3 separate regions of the Homo sapiens genome follow, and all the other regions are linked to region 3. The links are chromatin contacts, found by Hi-C or POLR2A ChIA-PET in ENCODE. All regions are on one chromosome and are shown on one strand. The core of a region is the stretch at or near the end of the contact, and the rest is flanking DNA. Distances in the headings are between cores, read along the strand shown.

Evidence for each region. Hi-C counts contacts between places; a loop is a spot of excess contacts on that map. ChIA-PET counts read pairs that join two places held with the same protein, here RNA polymerase II (POLR2A). Pooled maps may share reads with other maps.
Region 1: a map of DLD1 shows a loop between it and region 3 (5-fold over the local background). The contact joins two enhancer-like sites. A Hi-C loop is called at or near these places in 2 of 168 maps with a recorded cell type or tissue (DLD1 and MCF 10A). POLR2A ChIA-PET finds 5 or more read pairs at or near these places in 6 of 52 experiments (BJ, OCI-LY7, Panc1 and 3 more).
Region 2: a loop to region 3 is called in a map of Caco-2, with 4 times the contacts of the local background. The contact joins two enhancer-like sites. A Hi-C loop is called at or near these places in 5 of 168 maps with a recorded cell type or tissue (CD4-positive, alpha-beta memory T cell, Caco-2, PC-3 and 2 more) and 2 of 50 pooled maps. POLR2A ChIA-PET finds 5 or more read pairs at or near these places in 5 of 52 experiments (AG04450, HepG2, MCF 10A and 2 more).

What each region holds. Positions count from the first base shown.
Region 1 is chr10:92,049,190-92,053,851 of GRCh38, forward strand. It overlaps CPEB3 (cytoplasmic polyadenylation element binding protein 3), which reads right to left. Exons shown (of 10, transcript NM_014912.5): 10 at 1-3,250. The coding sequence ends at 3,023. Among named protein-coding and RNA genes, the nearest start is that of BTAF1, 130 kb to the left of the region's middle. Within about 2 kb of position 3,047, at least 2 of the 41 ENCODE cell types and tissues checked have a DNase peak (open chromatin) inside an H3K27ac peak, as active enhancers do.
Region 2 is chr10:92,121,543-92,125,910 of GRCh38, forward strand. The region is part of intron 6 of CPEB3 (cytoplasmic polyadenylation element binding protein 3); the gene reads right to left. Among named protein-coding and RNA genes, the nearest start is that of CPEB3, 170 kb to the right of the region's middle. Within about 2 kb of position 1,634, at least 14 of the 41 ENCODE cell types and tissues checked have a DNase peak (open chromatin) inside an H3K27ac peak, as active enhancers do.
Region 3 is chr10:92,086,300-92,090,695 of GRCh38, forward strand. All of the region lies in intron 8 of CPEB3 (cytoplasmic polyadenylation element binding protein 3), which reads right to left. Among named protein-coding and RNA genes, the nearest start is that of BTAF1, 160 kb to the left of the region's middle. Within about 2 kb of position 1,617, at least 9 of the 41 ENCODE cell types and tissues checked have a DNase peak (open chromatin) inside an H3K27ac peak, as active enhancers do.

The DNA.
Region 1 (4,662 bases), core at 1,797-4,296, 36 kb before region 3:
AATAAAGATTTATGCCTTTTTTCTTTTCTTTTTTTTTTCTATTTTTTATACAAACAGTACAAACAGTATTGCACATAACAACAAATAGTCGAGGTTAGGTTATAGCCTTCAAAAAATCGACTAGTTCAAGTGTCACACCAAGGAAAGGCCACAGCAGGACCTGTGTTACCCAGGGGCTTCCCAGTCAAGTTGCAGGTCAGAACACCTCTGTGTTTTAAAAAATAATTTTTTTGAAGGACCCTCTCTTTTAATATAACATTAACAACTTGGGGGCACATTTATTTACAAAACAAAAGGGAACATGTTATAATTTAATAAACTAAAAAAGTTCTCTTTAAAAAAATACAAACAGAAGAACTCTTTCACAATCCTGGTCAGTCGCGCACAATCAACACTTGATTAGAAATATACAAATTAAGGGAAAGTAGTTTCCACCATCTATTCACAACTTTCAGCACCAAATGGAGTTTATTTTTTGTAACCTATTCTTCAGGACAATGTTTTTTGCCTTCACTTTAGCTTTATGCTGTACAATCTTCCAGCTTTTAAAAAAATCTCAGTGTTATTTTAATACATGAAAGAGGGGTGCTTCTTCAAAAAGTTTTGCTTCTTTCACATAATTAGGTAGATTTCTGTAGGTTAGATATGATCTTTAATATTATAGTTATAAAGCTCTAACTTCTTCATTTTCAAAAAACACAAATAAGCATGAAAAAAATAAAGTTACCCATCTGTTAAATCATTTTCTTGCAGAATTAAATTAATATATATTTTTCTGAATAAACTTACTTAGAAAATATCATTTTCTTTCCTATATTTCAAAATTGAGGTATTGCAAAAGATCATGTCAGTCAGAAAGCATGCCTTTTTCCTTAAAAACAAAAAAAAAAATCTGCCAACTTTTGAAAACTGTCTAGAATACAAAAAGTAGTAGTGCATAACAAAATTTCTTGTACAGATGAAAAAAAACCCACAAACATAGAAAAAAACAAACAAAACCACACCTGGGCTGGAAAAAAGCAATTATTACCAAAAAGCCTCAAAAAGGGGAGGATTCTAAAATAAGCATTTTTAATCCAGTAAAAAACTATTTTGTTTTTCCTTTTTGAAAACAAACTATAGCTTGAGAGCCAGTAATTGCAACTAAACATGGGAGAACAAAACAAAAACAAGCAACACTAACTTAAGACAGTACAAGGACATCACAGCACAGAAAACACAGCGACTTAAATCTATTCTGCAGTGTCATATCCAGTCAGATTGTCCCCAGAATTCCAAAACATAGGAAGAAGATTAAAAAAAGATTTACATAGTCTTGCAATCATTGTGTGTGTTTATATATTACTATCTGCAGCCCAAGGGTGAATGCTAGAAAAATGTCCACGCTAGTGCTAGCAGGCCTTCATTCTAGACCACGCTAGTGCTAGCAGGCCTTCATTCTACTCAAGCTTAACAGGATAAATCCAGGGAATTAAGTAGTTAGTTTCTCACTCAGACAACCAACTCTGCCCAGGCCATCTTATTTTGTACAGACATTTCTTTAGCATCACCATTACACAACTTTCTTAAAAATGTGCCTAGTTTGTCAATCTGACAACTTATCTCTATATCCTGTATATATTCTTAGTGTTTGTAAGCTAAGATGAGCTCTTTGGTTTTCTGGACAAGGTCTGAAGCTATGTAAAATGGTGCAAGCACTAAGAGATTGTAACTAAGAGCTCATGTGTTAGTTTATAATATATCAGTTATGAACTGTCAAGTTCATTAATGTCTGACAGAGGCTTTAAACAGTTAAGTTTGATCACAGTTAGACATAATCACTTTACTATATAAAATAAATTTCACAATATATAACAGAGCACCGCAAAGTACTTCATCTACCATCCACAAATTTGCTTGAAGAATATCCTACACCTAGGTTTTATATCGGTTGTAATATAGGTCATTCTGTTATGGGCTCTTCCCATTCAGAGCATTCCATTTATTGAGGCATGCCTTCCTCCGGTCAATTACCAATTCTTTGAATGAAAAAAACTTTTTTTAAAAAATGAGTATTTTTATAGCTTATATAGATTCTTAATTTGTGCATTGTGGGAACGTTTTATACTAGACATTGGATATAAAATTTATTGCATGCAGCAACCTGATTAAGTAAACATGCAGTCAGAAATAGTGACCTTCCACCGAAGCTTTCTGAAGTCTATTCTGATCTCCGTTCGGCAGCTGACTCTATCCCTAAAATCACAAAAGTGTGTTGTTGGGTTTTTGTGTTTAATTGATATCCTAGCCTGAATAGAGTATTATGGTATTAATAATACCATTTTAATAGCAGCAAAAGCTATTGCAGCATAAATTTACATAATACTAAAAGATCTAACCAAAATCCTCGGCAAAACAAAAATCAAACATGAAGGAAAAATAAAAGATCCAGCTTATGAGGTATCCTTACAAGTCAAAATAGAGAGCAACTAAAGGCTTATTTTCATGAAGGGTTATCCTTACTCTAAGTGACCCGAGCTAATGATTGCTGAATTGTTGTGAAGTTTTTGCTACATCTGCCACCTACTCACGAGTATTACCTTTGGTAAGTCTTGTCCTAGGGGCAACTCTCTAAGTTTCTGAAAATAAGTGCATGCTCCAGTTCAAAACAATCAGAACAACACCACAACAACAAACAAAAGAATCACAGACAGTAGCCTGACGGCCGCTGATGAGAATGGCAGTCTACATACTGTCACGAGTGACAAATCAGGTATAAAAAATTAAGGTACCAAGCAGACAAAGGTGTGAATCAAAGTGCAAATCAGTACCATTCTACACTCTGCAATTCTGCATTATACTGGACACTGAGTTCAGTAATATGACTGTAAATAATAATAATAATAATAAAAAGACCCAATTCTTCTTTAAAAATCGAGAACGAATGCACAGATTTCCAGAACACTGTAAGCCCTGAGGCAGTGCCCTCTCTTTTCCCTCCTTGTTATCTACTCCAGTACTTGTGGCTGGGTCGGCCCGTGGCTCAGCTCCAGCGGAACGGGACGTGACGAGGGCGGTCGCCTCCCTCCTTCACCAGCGGTTTGTGGAACTCCCGCCCGGCTCGGGAATGTATGCTCGCCCAGCAGTATTCACAGTAATACTGCAGACAGGTGACGTTGGCACAGAAGAACGGGGCAAACTTCCCACCACAGCGTGTGCCCTGGCACTCATCACACATCTGATCATCCAGCACATATGGCTTTACTTCAACCTGGACCCAAAGAGGAAAGACAGAGAAAAATGATTTAGCAAAGCTTCCTTACATGTCTTGCTTTTGAGAGTTTACACTATAGCTTCAACGTATGTCTCAATCAGACGCTGCTTTCAACTCTGCTGATACTGGATGGTGGTTGAGAGCATGGGCTTTGGAATAAGCTCCTTGATTTACATCTTGCGTGATATTAGACAAATTCTTAAAATCTCTGTGCCTCTGTTTGCTCTATCACTGTATCTGTAAAATGGGTATGTTTACACACACATAAACACATTACACACACACATTTGTGTAATCTGTAAATGGGTATAACAGTGTTTACATCAAAGGGTGCTGGGGAGGATTAAGAGGGGCTGTGCACGTCAAAGCGCATGAGCTGAATCCTGAAAGCCGGGCAGCATCTGACAATGCAGGCAAAGAAGAACATTGCAGGGAGAGGAAGCAGCCAGGACAAAGGCCATAAGCAGGAGGAGGCAGGCACATCCTTGGGAGATGCTGTAGCTGAAGCCAGGCCCGAGGGCAAGAGGCACAATGAATATGGGAGGAGCTGAAGGGAGATGCTGCTGTGAGGCTGTGCACCTCAGTGTCGTAATGACACAGCTCCCTGAGACTAACACCCCAACATTGCATACCATGGACTGGAGAGGAAAAGGGACTCACAGCTGAGGTGTTAAGAAGCTACTATAATAATTGGGGCTTTTTTATTTTTGGAACTTTCTCTGTTGACTTAATCTCCCCCCAACACTGGAAACTTCAATAGACGACAACTTTTCATCATAGCCCTTTAGGGAACCTTTTTAAATCTAAACGAAGCAAAGCTGCATGACTGAAAACCAAAAAAAGAAAAAAGTTACCACGTTCTCACCCACTTTCCTTTCCTAAAACTTTAGAAAAGAAACATCATTAACTTTATCATTTTTTTTTTTAATTATTATTTTTTGAGATGGAGTCTCACTCTGTCGCCAGGCTGGAGTGCAGTGGTGCGATCTCGGCTCACTGCAAACTCTGCCTCCCAGGTTCAAGTGATTCTCCTGCCTCAGCCTCGCGAGTAGCTGGGATTACAGGAGTGCGCCACCACGCTCGGCTAATTTTTTTCTTTTTCTTTTTTTTTTTTTTTGAGATGGAGTCTTGCTCTGTCGCCCAGGCTGGAGTGCAGTGGCACGATCTCGGCTCACTGCAAGCTCCGCCTCCCAGGTTCACGCCATTCTCCTGCCTTAGCCTCCTGAGTAGCTGGGACTACAGGCACCCGCCACCACGCCTGGCTAATTTTTTGTATTTTTAGTAGAGACGGGGTTTCACTGTGTTAGCCAGGATGGTCTCGATCCCCTGACCTCGTGATCCACCCGCCTCGGCCTCCCAAAGTGCTGGGATTACAGGCGTGAGCCACCATGCCTGGCACACTCGACTTA
Region 2 (4,368 bases), core at 384-2,883, 35 kb after region 3:
TGTGGAAAAAAAACTACAAGGTCTCCCATTCTAAAAAGAGATGTGTATTTTTTTTTTTAAGGAATCAACAGTTCTTAAAATCAACTAATACTATTAGTGATGTATTTGTTTCAAGTACCAACTACAAATGGAAAAAAAAAAATTCAGCTTGTGGAGCTGTATCCTGAACCACTGCAGCATTCATAAAATGGCAGACCAAGGAATGGCTGGTTTTGGATTGAGACCAACCCTAGAAGGAAAGGTCCATGGCCTGGACAGACAGGCAGCTCTCTCCTCTCACAAAATCAAGCTTCCTATTACCAGTGACCTTCCTAGAGAAACCTAAAGGGCACTGCTCTAGCCAGAGCTGCCTGAGTTCAGACTTTTTTTGGTACAGGCAGTCTGTCCCAAACATTCTCTCTGACTTTGGCTTTCAGGTCAGAGGACTTATCTGGTTTGCCTCAGGAGACTTTTTTTGGATTCAATTCAAGGGTACCAAAAACATCTAGGAGATGCCAGGTATGATGCTAAGTACTGAGGTTGCAAAGATGAACAAGCCAAAGAAGAACCCTGATCCAGAAAAAATCAGACTGTCAATAACTAATAAGCAACATTAAAAGCACTATGTTGGAGGTATCTCCTACAGGACACTGGGGAGAAAAAAAGGGAGCAGATTTGTCCAAACATCAGGGAACACCAAAGAGCAAAGGCCATATCTGACCCAGAGGCTGATTACTTTTCCAGAGAGTAAAGGCATTCCAAGTTCAGGAAGGTGCACAGGCCACGGCATGGAAAGGCCAAAGGGTCAACTCACTTGGACAACGGTGAGCAGAGTTCATTAGTTAGAGTATAGGATTGAGAGTGGTGGGTGGTAAGAGTTGAAGCAGCTCATCAATCCCTGCCTGCAGCGGAGAGCACTCACTGTAGGTCTCTGAACTGGATCTCTTATTCATTTTCCTCTTGAATGAGGATACCTGATCTCCAAGATTTACTCAACACTTATGTAATCTACACACTGCAGGGGACTACTATCATGAGCAAATTCTTGTTCTTAAGGAGTTTATATACTAGCACTAGAAGATTGTATAGAATAAATTCACAGAGAACTCTGACTTAGGAACAATGCATTAATGATCCTAAGAAGTATTTTTGTAAACATATTTTTAAAAGTTGGACTTCACAGAAAGAAGAAAGATCACTTTCAGAGAAGACATGAATAGAGAAATCAGGAAAGGCTTTCTGTAGGTGGTGGCACAGGGGCCAGACCTTAATGGTACAACATAGGTGAAAACATTGAAAACACGGAGAAGACATTCCAAGGGAAACAACTAACCTAAGTTAAAATGTAGAGGTAGCTCTGCAGATAGATACTGCCTAAGTGCACGGATTCCTAAACACTCTGCTTAGATTCAGAACTAAACATATTTCTTTAACAATATTTACTGTGTGAGGCTGAGACTTGATTCTAGCCTGTTTTGTGTTTTCTACGACACTACCAACTTTCTTTGTGGGTTGGTTGCTTGGCAGCAGGGGTGGGAATAGTTGGGAATGGACAAGAAAACAAGCCGGCAGCGTAGAACCACCTCAGAGTTCAAAATTGGTAATCTACTTCCTGTGTTCTTAGCAAAGTCTTGCAGTCCAGGGCAGTGACCTGGGGCATTTGGACTTAAAATCTGCTGTTTACATAATCACACATTCCCTATATAAAGAGGTCCTTGTGAAGTCTGCCAATCTGTCAGTTCTAGTCACAGTCAGTTCAAACAAGCACCTGACCAAGGAAACTGAGACCAGACTGGGGGTGTGGGAGAGAACTGGTCAAACTCGTTGGGTAATTTTATGATTACTGAGCATTACATTTAAGTCACAGGCAAGGACCAAGGACGCTAAGATTATTCAACACCTAATAAGCCTAAGTATTGTGTTAGTGCTTTCACACACTGCCTCACATAATCCTCTTAACAACCCAACGAGTAGTATTAACTCAGATAAGTAAACTGAGGCTTAAAGGTTAAATTACTTGCTCAATGTCATATAGCTAGTAAATGCTGATGCCCACATCTGAGTCCACAAACCTAGCTTATGCCCCACTGCCTGTTACACTCCCTCAGTCAGCAAACAACTGGGGAACTCTGTTTCAATCCAGGTGATGCTCTCCTACAGACAGATGAAGCTTTAGTCTGGCCTTGTGCATATACTGCCTGAGCTTTGATAGTCTTAATTTCTTCGCCTCCCTGGACTTTAACATTCCTCTGATCAGTTCTTAATGCTGTTTCAAATGAGTTTTTTTCTGTGCCAGTCTTCTCAAGACTGAAGTGGGTCCATTCTCCTTTGAAAGACAACCCAGGTCTTTGCTCTCAGTTTTCAAAAAATTTCACCAGACCCTCCTAGCTGGCTTCCCATTCCTAACTCTGCAATTAACATATCCTCTGTTGGTCTCACCTGCTCACAGCCTTAGCCCTATCTAACTACTGTCAGCAAGTCCCAACCCAAGCTATATCCTCTTCTAAAACATCCTCTCTGCCTCAGTCTGCCAAATTTCCACCTTCCATTTCAGTTCCTAAAGTCTATTTTTTCCTCAATAAAAGTTCTCATCAGGAGGAGTTATGACTTCTCTGAACTAAACAAGCATTTCCCCCCATCCCATCACCTCTGCCTGGTCATAGCACAGTGTGTACTTAGGTGACCTTGAACAAGATGTTTCTGTTATTTACGTGGCTGCTCAAGCTTTGTCCTGTGGACTATATATTCCTAATGACTTCTTTCTGTACAGTCCCTCAAACTGTAAATGCTTTGAAAGCAAAGACTAACTTTATAGTTCATCTTCAATACAATGCTGAAGAGACAAGTGTTTATAAAAGTGTAAACTGAGAGTGTGCTAAGCTTTTAAAAGCAAAGATAGATGGACTCCATCTGTCAAAACAGAACAAAACAAAACAAAAAGCCCACCCTTGCTATCACACAATGCAGTTTCCATGTTTTTACAAGAAAATCCTTCCTGGGTATGAAAATCACAATCAAGTAAAATATTAAAATATAGGGTTCATAAATCACCAAACAGTGTGAGCACTATAAGCCAGGACCTGATTTTTTTTTTTCTTAAAGGAAGACAGAATGTTACTCAAAAGATGACGAACTGCAAAAGGTTAAATACAGGCTAAAACCCTTGGCTTCCCAACTTGATCAGTTTACGTAACTCAGAAGGTGGAAAAACTTGGAATCTGGCCTAAAATAACACTGACTTATTTCCATTCAAGTTATGCTACAAGGGAAAAAATGTGAAGTTTGAAAACTTTCCTTTCCAAAGCCAGATTTAGACAAGTTGAAGGAAAAAGAAATAAATGCTACACTGCAGCCCACTGCAGCTCCACAATGGCCTGTTTTTGCCCACTCAAAGTAGATTCCTCTTCCTTGTTCCTCAAGCAGGATCTCCTTAGCTAGCTGGCTTGTGTTCAAACTGAATAGTATGTGGCCTGGCTTGTGCCAGGTTCACAAACCATGCTGGTATTGCATAAACTTCCACAACTACATGACCTTGGTTAAGAGCACCAGAGGGCAAGCCAGCCTAGCCAGTGCAGAGGACGTATAGAATCACCAGCAGAAATAGCCATCCAGGAATACAAACTTTTCTAAAAGTGGGTGGGAATCATTAGTGCACAAGGGTTTGGTCACTCTTGTATAAAGCTGTGTGCCTATTACTATTTCTGTTCACCTGGACCCTGTGCCCCTAGACTGCTGAAGCTGACACTGTAAGCTGCCCAAGTAAGCTGAGAATGACAGCTTCCTCCATTCCACTGCCAGCATCATTGGCTTCTGAAATCAGTTTCAGAGCCAGATGGCCAAACTCATGTACAACATCTGTAGCTGGCTGCCATCATTGCCTTTGCCCAAGAGGCCTCAACAGTGGTAGCACAGCTGTGCTCATTGCACAGCAGATGCCAGCTCCTTTCCCTGGGCCCATATTCTCTGTCCCACTATGAGAGGTGAGGCTATTGCAGTATCAGGATCAGCTGTTAGTGCAGAACAAGGGGTAGAAGGCTCAGGGTGGACAGGCATTTTTTGGTAGCTCCAGTGACAGCAACTTTGGAGATGGAATATTTTCCCAGTGGGCAATGAGGGAGGTTATGCTATCTATCATCAAGCTTGTCATGTCCATCTTATCTTCCTAGTGGCCACATTCACAGCTACATGCTAAAGGAAACAGACTTTTTTTTTTTTTTAAGACAGGGTCTCACTCGGTTGCCCAGGCTGGAGTGTAGTGTGGCACAATCTCGGCTTACTGCAGCCTTTACCTCCCCAGGCTCAGGTGATCCTCCCACCGCAGCCTCCCAAGTAGCTGGGACTACAGGCATATGTCACCATGCCCAGCTAATTTTTGTATTTTTTGCAGAG
Region 3 (4,396 bases), core at 367-2,866:
CAAGTTGGTTCAAGGGCAATTCACACACTTCAAGTGGAAGAAATGTGCTCATAAGCTTCTGCTCTGCATCAGATATGTTGGGAAGTTAAGAATATTTTCAAATAGATGGTATGAACAATGAATTAAATCAGACAGAGTACACTGGTACCAAGTAGACTGTTACTACTGTTACTGAGACAACATCTCAGATCTCAGCTTAATAAAGTATCTTTCTTTCGACCTGAGAAAGACCAGTTACTCTATCTGAACTCTGCTTCATCATCTCGAAAGCGCAGTCTACCACTTACAATCTCACAGGGTCATTGTGAGAATTAAACATCCATGAGAGCTCTGGGCACACTGCTGAGGACAGAGTGGTATTCAAATGTTTAGTTTTGTCCAGGGTTCTTGCCCCTCTCCCACCCTGTGAATCTCTGCTTAACATTTAAGTTGGCCTGGTTTTATGCTCTATAAGTATCAATTCATTGCAGTGTTATTTTGGTTTTATGCTAATATCACACAGCCTGCCACTGATATGGCAAAGTTTGACATCAGCTTTGGATGAGGGTTTGCTTTTGGTGCAGAGGGAGGACACAAACACATACTAACATTAGGAAAACCCTTATCCCTAAAGGTAATACAGTTAATCAAGTCAGTATGCCAAATCTGGAGTTTATCCGGGACAACCCATACTGAACTTAGGACATGGTGAAAAAGCTTCTACTGTTGAAAAACTTGATACAGGATGGTTTCTGCCTGCAACCATATCATAAAACAACAATAAAGGATAGGGTTATAATATACTCCTGTTTCCTAAGTCACAAATCAGGACATGGTTTCTAATACATGTGAACTATCAAATGTTTATATAAAATGTCTGAAATAAATGATCTTAGAAAAATTCAGGATATATGTTCTCTAGATATATGCCACATATCTCTGAATATTTACTTCACAAATTTTTACCTCCCACAGAAAAACCATCCTCACAACAGTCAGGGCAGGTGGGGAAGGCAGAGAAAGAAATTTCAGGATTCACCACAGAATATTGGTAGGGGAAAAAAAGAAAGGAAGGAATTATCACAGCAATTGTTAGGAAAGATAGAACCAAAAGATGAACGAGAAAACAGTAGGTTGTGGGGATTCAGATGAGCACTCTCTCAAGATTGATCTGTTTGCAGGGCCTAAGGAAGTCATGAAGTCAAGAACAGTTTATATGCTTCTAATGAGAAAGACTGAAAGTTTTTCCAGCCTGATCAAGGTTGGGAATGAATGGATCCAAAAGCTTGGTCACTGGGGCAGTCCTCCCATCAGATGCCAAAACCAAGAAATTTGGGATCAGAGGAATACTCATGTTAATCAACTGGGGAAGAGTACAGAGACCACATACCTCACTCTCTACTTTTTCCTGGTGATATCATAACCCCCAAGTCTGGCACTTATTTTCTGTCAGAGTGAAGAGATATGCATTCTGGAGAGGTCCTAATGCCACAGAGATATGCAACAGGGCTATTTCTGTATGGAGATTCACATTACGTGAATGAAGCAGAGTGGCAACGTGTTGTACTTCCAGGTGGCAGCAGGAGGAGAATCAAACTGCCCATTATTACCCTGTACTGACTCTAAAGAATATGCGAGCTTTAGCCACATGGTGGCACGGTGAGTCTACTTACAGGCTTTCCTAATGTGAGGGCAGGGTGAGGTGGGGAGTAGAAAGAAAACAAGATCTGATAAACACCAGGAGACTTCAGGCAAACCATCGTTGGCTTGCTATTGTCACCGATGGGAATGATGAAAGGAAGAGACAGTAATAATGTGTATTATTTGACATAGAAAAACCCACAATCAGGCAATGAGTAAGCTCATCTAAATTTTCCACTGATATTTTCCCATTTTCAGCTTTGCTTTTCTTTTCCTTTCTAGGACTGTGATTTTTTTCCAACCTAATTTTTTTTTTTTTTTTTTTTGAGATAAGGTCTTACTGTCACCCAGGCTGGAGTGCACTGATGCAATCTCAGCTCACTGCAGCCCCGAGCTCCCTGGGCTCAAGTGGTTCTCCTGCCTCAGCCCCCCAAGTAGCTGGAACTACAGGAGTGTGCCATCATGCCTGGCTAATTTTTGTATTTATTGTAGAGACAGGGTTTCACCATGTTGCCCAGGCTGGTCCAACCTGAGTTTTTAAAAGGAAGGTTTATCAAAGAACCAGAAACTCAGGACAATACTGCTTAAAATAGGTTGCCTTTTTTCTTTAAGAGGTGTTTGTATATTTCTGTTTAAAGGGATAAGGCCTGTATTCAGAATAACTATCAGTGATATTGGTCCTTGTCTTACAATGAGGAAATATCAAAGATTAAAAAAAAAAAACTCACAAGATCCAAAGGAATAACACTTCAGTGATAACATTTTAGTCACTGTGACATATTAAGGGATACTTTTTGGCCCTGAATAAGGTAAAAATCCACCTGGACATCTAAAATCACACCTGTTGAGTAGGGACACCCATATCTAGTCCAGGATCAGTCTACATAAAATGCTTAAAATAGTTTTAGACTTTCCAAAATTCCATAACTAGAATATCCCTTGGAAATAATAAAAAATGCTCTAAAGCATTTCAAAACCAAATTTGAAAATCATGTTAAAGAATATAATCTGGTCTCCAGTTAATTCTGAGTTCACATTCTATAAACACATTTGTTTTCTTCTGAAATCTTTTGACTGTCTGTAAATGATTACCTCTTTAACATGATAGTGGGATATTCAGTTTTGCATGACACATATTTTCTCAGTGCCAGTAATACAGTAGATGCTCAATAAATGTTTATCATTCAAGTGAACTGTACTGTATTCAACTTCAGCTTGTCTAGCAAAGTCACAATGAATTCCTTTAAAAAACGTCTTCTATTCCAAGGTATACATCAGTTCCCAAAGCTCAGTGTGTTTCAAAGAAACCCAATCCCTAGGATTATACATAAAAGTTGCAGATGTTAACTTTTTGTCTTGATAACATGGCCCTCTAAACTAGAAGTCTTGGGATGAATGGTAAAATTCTAAGACAATAATATAGATTACTTTGCCACCTAGAAACTAGCTATGCTTAAGGGAAGTGTTGGCATGGGAGGAACCCTATCAATAATTCAAGTGATTTTAGATTACTATCCACATAACTATAAAAACAAAACATTTTAAAACAAAAAATTTTAGCTTAGTTGAAAAAAAAGAGAACTTCGGCTGGGCACGGTGGCTCACACCTGTAATCCCAGCACTTTGGGAGGCCGAGGCGGGTGAATCATGAGGTCAGGAGTTTGAAACCAGCCTGGCCAACATGGTGAAACACTGTCTCTACCAAAAATACAAAACAGCCAGGCATGGTGGTGTGCGCCTGTAGTCCCAACTACTCGTGAAGCTGAGGCAGGAGAATCTCTTGAACCCGGGAGGTGGAGGTTGCAGTGAGCTGAGATCGGGCCATTGCACTCCAGCCCAGGTGACAGAGTGAGACTCCGTCTCAAAAAAAAAAGGAACTTCAAATTATGAAAGGTATAATATAGTATCTAGTCAGGGAACACAAAATCCCATTTCTTACTAGACAACTAAATATAATTCTTGTTTAATCCTAGAATTTGTGGCATCTTGCAGATACCAAATGTTAAAGAATATAATTTCATGCCCAGGGGTTCACTTCTTGCAGTGTTGGTGTGATCATACAGCAACCTTTTGGAAAAGGTATCTTCACAGGATTTACAGAAGAAAAATGATACATAGGCCCTTACCTATCCTTCCAAATCATTAAAACAGGAAGAATAAAGAGTGAATAATACAAATTGAAGTTTAATGTATAAACTTGTATGTCTGTGACTTAGATAGACATAAGAAGTTACAGCCAATTCTGTTATTTTTATAACTATAGGGCTTTTTCAGAATATTTTTTCAGATTCCTATCTAGGAAAAAAAGGAAAGGGGCTAGAACATAAAAACTAATTTGTGGCTGGGCGTGGTGGCTCACGCCTGTAATCCCAACTACTTTGGGAGGCTGAGGTGGGTGGATCACCTGAGGTCAGGAGTTCAAGACCAACCTGGCCAACATGGCAAAACCCTGTTTCTACTAGAAATACAAAAATTAGCCAGGTGTGGTGGCACACACCTGTAGTCCCAACTACTTGGGGGACTGAGGCTGGAGAATCACTTGAACCCAGGAGGCGGAGGTTGCAGTGAGCCGAGATCATGCCACTGCACTCCAGCCTGGGCAACAGAGCGAGACTCCATCTCAAACAAACAAACAAACAAAAAAACTAATTTGTGCTTGCAGTTAGTTGCAAAAGGAATAGCTAGAATACTAGCAATGATTGTCCATTTGTAAAATAAGGAAAAGGATTTCTGTCCCTCTCCACTCCTAAATATAACACTAGTTAGAAAAAGTCAG